Linked DNA regions of Homo sapiens: regions 1 and 2 are each linked to region 3. The links are chromatin loops, found by intact Hi-C in ENCODE. Cell type or tissue: mammary epithelial cell. All regions are shown on one strand. Region 1 has its middle 12 kb from the start of CLDN8. Region 2 has its middle 94 kb from the start of CLDN17. Region 3 has its middle 20 kb from the start of CLDN17.

Region 1 (2,500 bases), 81 kb before region 3:
TGTATGGTCACTATAAAATACATTGCTATTGTGAGAACAATTCTATTTGGAATAGACCAGATCCTAAGCGAGAGTATTATGTATATCAATCTTACCATATTTTAAAATTTAATTGTGGCAGAAAATACCAGAAATTTCTTTTTATTAGTTTAGTTTCAAATTTGCCATGTGAATTTCTAATTATTTTAATGTTTGTACATTGATGGCAAGCTTAAACATAGTTCTTAAATCTTTTCCAAGACTGGGTACTTTGTATCTCCAGCTACGTGACAAATTCCAGCAAAAGAGCTTATGAGGTTTGGGTTTTTTTTTTTTTTTTTTTTTTTTTTTTGCTATCTAGCTGAGTTTATTTACTTATTTACTTTTTTATTTTTTTTAGAGACAGGGTCTTGCTTTGTCATCCAGGCTGGAGTGCAGTGGTGCAACCATAGCTCACTACAGCATTGACTTCCCAGGCTCATGCGATCCACCCATTTCAGCCTCCTGAGTAGCTGGGACTATAGGTGCACATCCCCATGCCCCACTAAGTTTTCTATCTTTTGTGGAGACAGGGTTGCGCCATGTTGCCCAGGCTGGTCTCAGACTCTTGGGCCCAAGCAATTCTCCTGCTTTGGCCTCCCAAAGTGCTGGGATTATGGGTGGGAGCCGTTGCGTCCACCCTACTTATTTTTAATAGGTGATTGACATCATCCTGTTATCATAAGGTGAAAGTAGCCATATATATGTTCTTATAGGGCAAATTTCTTCCCAGGGCTTGATATTTTTTAAACTTGGGGCAGAGCCATTATTTCTCAAGTTGGTATATACAAGGGAGCAATGCTGCAAAGTGCTTGTAATTGAAATGCTCAAGAATCCTATGTTTGACTCAAGGGCCAACATCTTCTATTTACATTTATATTATAACATGGGACATAGACAAAACTGTTTCCAATCAGGGCAGAGATCCCAGAAATCTGTTGTAACTACATATGTAGTTATTCAGATTTATCCCCAACTTGTTCACAGACCTTTAATGGGGGAAAGGCAGTCTTGATTAATTTACATCCCTGATACATAATATTTGAGAGGAGACTTTTAAAAAATCACTGGTTTGGATTGTATTATTCATTCAACATATGCTAGGTTTTCTTTTCTGTTCAAGCCTGAGTAGTCTGGATCCCTTTAAAATGTGTCTCTGTCATGGGCAGTTGTGCAATATTCAAAGAAGCACACTGAAGATAAAGATGAGTCACAGGGCATATCTCCAGCTACTAGCCTGACCCACACTTGATATTGGCTTGCTTCCTAAGCACTGGTAAAACCGGGGAAACAAGAGAAAGCATGCAATGTGCTGCCACAGGTCAATAGGGGTTTTGTCTGACTAACAGCCTTATTAAAATAGAATCTCTGTTATGGGAAAAGTGAATCTATGGAGACCAGTTTCGCTATGTCCACTTCCTTGTTTTGGAGGTTATTAAGCTGTGGGAAAATCAGGATGGGGGACTCATTCACTGTCATCTCTCCAGCAGACAGGCTGTGTTCTGTTACAGAACGTGTGCATGTACCAGCTAATCTCCTTTTCTCATACTTAACTGCACTTCAAGTCCGCACAAAAATTTTATGAGTAGTTGGTAAATAATTAAGATTACCTTTTAAAATTAAGACGGTTTTAGAAATCAGATTTGCATTTTTCTGAAGAGACTTACAAACTCTTCTAGGTAATTTACAGATAAATTACAGGTGTTTAGGAAAGTTCTAGAAGTTGATAGTGAATAGCTCTAACTGATTTCTCCACCACTGTATGTAACATGCAGAACTGACCTGCCATGGTTTGGGTCAACCAGTACAACATAATATTACTGATTACAATGTTTACTTGCACAGTTCCTTTATCCAAGGAGATCTAAGTCCTTCACAGGGCCATTAATTCTTATAACATTCCATGGAAGCAGCAGGTTCTGCTCTCCTGTTGTTGACTGAGGATCTGAAACATGGCTGGGTTCAGTGCCCATTCAAATAAGGAGCTTTCCTGATGGCAATTGATATCTAGAGGTCACTGGTTTTTGACACATGGAAACTGGCCAACCTTGAGCCAAATTTGTCCCACATGTTTTGTTCAAACCCCATACTAGTGGCAACATTAAACAAAGAAGGGTTTAAAAAAATACAGATTTCTGACTTGTTAAGAATGGAAAGATCCAGTAACACTAGAGTCCACTCCCATGAGGCCAAAATCAACTGCATTTGTGTAGCTTTTGCTTCATTTAGAGGAACAAACACAATTTTTACCTGTCCTGCTTTACGTTTTTCTCTTTCCTCCCTAGTCCCTGCAGGCATTTGTGTTTGGAACAGCTTGTCACAAATCTTGTGATTTTTATGCTCAACTGAAAGGCTGGTTCTAAATGGCAGTCAGGCCTGAAGCAACTGTTCTCCCCTGATTAGCCTGCAAGCTCCTTGAGGGAGGAACTGTGCCTTCTTCGTGGTTTGGTCTCCAGTACATTTTTTTTATTTTTTGAGATGG
Region 2 (2,500 bases), 74 kb after region 3:
TGTAAATTATATAATTAACCTATGATCAACCTATTGCTCCCTTTTAGACCAAACTTATTGTATCAGTAAACCATAAGAAAAAAATAGATGTTCTGTAAAAACATTTACTCAGAAGCCATTACTTCTTATTTAAGGGAAATGTATAATAGCTCTTAAATATTGACTCTTAAGACTTTTTGACCCTACATTTCTTATATGTCCAAGATACAGAAGCAAATTTTATGAGTGTTTTTTCTATACTGGTCATTATATCAGAATTGGAAAGTGAGATGGTAAGAGAATCTAGTTACAGAAACATAATATCAATAACTTTGCTCATTTTAAAATTCAAGAATCCCACTAGAAAGATTTGGGCTCCCAAAATGAAGGCATAGTGCTATAGTCTGAATGTTTGTACCCTCTAAAATTCATGGGCTGAAATTCTAACCCTCATGGTGATGGTTTTAAGAGGTGGGTTTTTGAGAGATGATTATGTAATGAAGGTGGAGCCCTCACGCATGGTATTAGTGTCCTTATTAAATGAGGCTCAAGGGAGGTTGTTTGCCTCTTCCATCATATGAGGATGGAGCAAGGAGATGCCTTCTATGAACCAAGAAGCGAGCCTTCACTTGATAATGAATCTTCCAGTGCCTTCATCTTGCACTTGTCAGACTGTGGACTGTGAGAATAAATTTCTCTTGTTTATAAGCCACCCAGTCTATGGTATTTTGTTATAACAACTAGAATGAGCTAAAACATATAGTCTGCTAATGCTTTTTATGTCTCAGTTCTGTTTCTATGAAAATGTTAACTCACGCTATCTTGCTCTCAACCTGTACATCCTAGTATTATTTAAAAGGATCATCAATACACATATTGGTATAAAAGGCCTGAGGATGAACAAGCTCTGAGAGACGGGACAGGGGAATAGAAGTGTCACTGCCCATGGTGTATGAAGATGGCACTATCCACTAACAAAGGCAGTGCCACCTGATAGCTTCAAGTTGTGTGATTTGGCAGCAGACTTGAGCCATATGCCTGGGACTGGATTGTACACTACTGCCGGGTTTCCGCTATCACTAGCCGAGTATATCCTTTCCCTTATGGGAAAAGCCCTCCTTTTCATACCTGGCATTAATATTATTAATTCTATTTGTTTACTGATGAATATTTTCAGGCTAAGTGAAGCTCCTTGCCTTCCAAAAATGAAGAACAAACATTTTGGATTCTCTGATTAAGTGACCAAGAAATTTAACCCTTTCAGCTACATCACACAGATAACTTCCTTATTCTGTCTTAATAGTCAAGACAAATATTTTGACAAGGATGGAAACAGGCTAAATGGTAACAAAACCAGGAATTCTCTGAAGACTCTTATAAACCAGAATAACTAAAACATCAGAAATGTAAATCCTGGTAGTAAAGAATCTGTTCTAGTTTAGACCAAGTTACATGTGCATGATAATTCCTAGACCATCGAATACTAAAATGTGGACTCATTGGAGAAGTGAATCAGCAGCAACTTGCAGCACTGGGACTTGAGGGCGTCACCAGGCTTGGTTCACCACGGTGCCACCCTCTGGCCTTTTCAATGTATGCAGTCTTCAGCAAGCATTTCCTTGAGAACCTGCAACGAAATTAGCATGTGCTAAACACAGGGAAGGCACATATGAAAGGATTTACTCCTGTTCTTTGAGAAAGGCATACAGAGCTTTAAGGTCTATTAGCATCTTGAGGTATCAAAATAAGCAAGTGGCCAGTAAAAAATGTAAATAAAAGAGGATGGGTAAAGGGAAGAAAAAGGAAGGGAAAGAGCAAGGAAGATAATGCACTAATTAGTGAGGTAAGGTATGTATTAAAGACAGTAAATAATAAGCCAAAACAACATAGGAAAAAATAGGGTAGTATCAAATGAAGCATGGTAAGACTGGTAGACGTTTGGGATCATGGCCTAGTGAGTCAAGAGACTGCCTGATTCTGGTTACACAAGACATATTGGATAAATATATGCAACTTTTGAAAGAAAACGTGTTCATTTGTGGTGTTTGGAACTTGTCCTCTGTTTTCTTTTTGTCTCTCCTGTTCGGCCCACCCTTTCTTACTTACAGAGCATCCTTGTTACTCAGCATCCCAACGTCTTCCCACGATCACGTGCTTCATTAAGCAGCCGTGACCATCTCTTCTTGCTCCTCAGTGCTCAGTTTAATAATGAGCACATGAGAAATTCTGCTCATTAAAGAAATAGAGAAGAATGCTGGAGGCTTCTTGGAAAGATGGCTTGCCTGCCCCCATCTCCCATAAAAACAACACTGGAGAAAGGCACGTCTCTTCTTTTCCTGGAATTTCTCAGGTTTTCACATGAGCAATGGACCTGCAGCAGAAATCACAAGGGGAGCTCCCCTGCAGAGAGAGCCAATCCACGAAGTATGGCAAGAGTATAAGGACAGCACGGTGAAACCCCGTCTCTACTAAAAATACAAAAATTTAGCCAGGCATGGTGGCGGGCGTCTCTAGTCCCAGC
Region 3 (2,500 bases):
TTATTAAGGAGCACAACCCTAATCTTAATAGCGTTTCAATTGATAAACAATTCCAATCACACTCACTACCACAGAAAATCTGTGAAGGGGCTCCAACGAATGCCTCTGTGAGCCTTGGCCAGGAGCCCCTTCTGGGGCTGCACCCTCGGGGAAGAACTCCTTAATTCAGGCAGATGAAGTTTTGCATTAGAGATACTCTTCATTGCCACAGTCTATTTTTAGGTGTTTTTTAACTTTCTTGTGATTTCATTATTTTTCACGCAGTTTTTCAGGGTGGAAATTGGAGATTTCCTCAGTAAAACATTATTGAGTTACTGAAGTGACAATGTAAGCAAATCTTTTTTATAGCCTAAATATGACGGGAATTAGACTAGATAAATATGGAACAACTGTAATAAACACAAAGATAAATTGTTTCCCTTAGCGCTCAAATTTCATAAAAATAATAGTTGTGAAGAACAAACAGGAACTTTCCTTTATCTTCACCTCATTTTCTGAGTTCACAACACTGAGAAAAATCATGAACTAAAACATAAACCATTTGATGAAAACACCATAAATTAAAACATGAACTATAGAAACGTTAACTGTGAGTAAAAATCTGAACTATTTGGTGACAGAGCAGGAGCATCGCCATCTTGGACAAGCCCCTCATTCTAAAGTTCACCTTAATAAAAAACGTCTGAATCCAAAGGGCATCAGCCCAATGGCTAAGATCAGCACGACCATAAACCACAAATAACATCTCCAACCAGAAAGATTCCAAACTCCTTCCGGATCAGAGGCATGGAGCCCCAAGATAACCCGCATCGGGCAAGGAAGATGCCAGTCTCAAGATAACTTTGCTCTGGCGGAAAGATGGCTGCCCCAAGGTAAGCTCGCCTCCTCCCAGAGACATTCCAACCCCGCCAGAAAACTTCTCCCTCAAACAGGAACATTCCAAACTTCTGATAAGGCTCCTCGCCCTTAAACCAATATATGCTCTTAGTCTGTCAGAGAAAGCGCTCCTGACTGAAATCGGCCAGGAGTGCCTCTCAGGTTTTAATTAAGGAAAACCTGTCTTTAACCGCCAGCCACGTTTCGTGTTTCTTTCCTCTTTCTTTAACTTTTAATTTGGTATATTCCTCCTAGTAAATACCTGTGCCAGTGGAATTTGCCTCAACCAAGAATAATAGCTATACTGGAACATCTTAATTGCATGGTTGGCTACAGTTCAAACTTCCTGGTGTGCATGATGCAAGCCATCCCTCGGGCGATCATGGTTTCCTGATTAACCTGGGAAATGAACGCAGATGACTTAATAGATAATTGACTTTTTGTGGAAGGCCCAAAGCCAGAGGGAAGCAGCTGTCCCACCCAGGTGTTTCAGAATATCTTTGGGTGACTCCAACTACCTTTTGCCAAAGGTTTTCTCTTATGTGCACTACCGAGCATATTAAGGAGACTATGTCATCTGTTTTAATTTGTTGGGATTGAGTGTGAGACTGCTTCAAACTATCTACAGATATGTTACATATGTTCATAAAGTCGTACATTCATAATATAAACCAAAAACCTAACTTCTGCTTAAAACACTGGAAGTGATCATTTTAAACATAATGAAAGTTTTCCACTTGAATTAACTACTTTTCATATATTTTTATTACCTTCCTAACATTTTACCTAATTATTTTTGATTTTCAGAATTACTTGAATTTACAAGATTAAAAATAATGCCAAACATCATTGATTAATTAGAGTTATATTTTTTAATCATAAACCCACTTTTTGGTATTTTTCAATAAAAGAAATTTTTAAATATTAAATATTTACAATATTAATTGTTAAAAATTAAAATGATGTTTACTTACTGAAAAATTTTAACAAAGTCATTTGGCCGGGCGCTGTGGCTCAAGCCTGTAATCCCAGCACTTTGGGAGGCCGAGACGGGGGGATCACGAGGTCAGGAGATCGAGAGCATCCTGGCTAACACGGTAAAACCCCGTCTCTACTAAAAATACAAAAAATTAGCTGGGCGTGGTGGAGGGTGCCTGTAGTCCCAGTTACTCGGGAGGCTGAGGCAGGAGAATGGCATGAATCTGGGAGGCGGAGCTTGCAGTGAGCTGAGATCAAACCACTGCACTCCAGCCTGGGTGACAGAGCAAGACTCTGTCTCAAAAAAAAAAAAAAAAAAAAAAAGAAAAAGTCATTTATGGTAATTATACTATTGAAACATCTCATATGTCCAACTAACTGGTATAAACCTTAACCAAAAATACAAATTAATTTAGAAAGGTATTAGCAAGTAGCTGGCACAAGCGTTGCTCTAAGTAGAAAAATGTTTTCAAATTCTGGAACCTGCTCTGTAAAAATAGTGTGTAAGAGGATTCATTCATATAATTTAACAGTATTTGATGAAATCTGTGTTTATGCTGTGTTGGCTTTTTACTTCCTCTTCAAAAAACTCAAAGAAGGAATTTTCAAGAAGTAACATAACTTCCTGATGGGATTCTACTTTGAA

Evidence for each region. Peaks named below come from ENCODE experiments on the same cell type or tissue, not always from the same donor. Only the 100,000 strongest peaks of a DNase experiment are listed, where the experiment ranks them.
Region 1: it touches region 3 in a loop (3.0-fold over the local background); 2 of 110 quality-filtered maps call a loop at or near these places.
Region 2: a loop joins it to region 3, with 8 times the contacts of the local background. A loop is called at or near these places in 2 of 110 quality-filtered maps.

The regions. Positions count from the first base shown.
Region 1 is chr21:30,226,670-30,229,169 of GRCh38, reverse strand. No RefSeq gene overlaps it. Among named protein-coding and RNA genes, the nearest start is that of CLDN8, 12 kb to the right of the region's middle. In mammary epithelial cell, no CTCF peak of the experiment used is centred here; a DNase peak (open chromatin) is centred at 1,319; H3K27ac peaks cover 1,802 bases.
Region 2 is chr21:30,071,749-30,074,248 of GRCh38, reverse strand. No RefSeq gene overlaps it. Among named protein-coding and RNA genes, the nearest start is that of CLDN17, 94 kb to the left of the region's middle. In mammary epithelial cell, a CTCF peak has its summit at 1,559 (motif pointing left); a DNase peak (open chromatin) is centred at 1,518.
Region 3 is chr21:30,145,546-30,148,045 of GRCh38, reverse strand. No RefSeq gene overlaps it. Among named protein-coding and RNA genes, the nearest start is that of CLDN17, 20 kb to the left of the region's middle. In mammary epithelial cell, no CTCF peak of the experiment used is centred here; a DNase peak (open chromatin) is centred at 1,225; H3K27ac peaks cover 2,141 bases.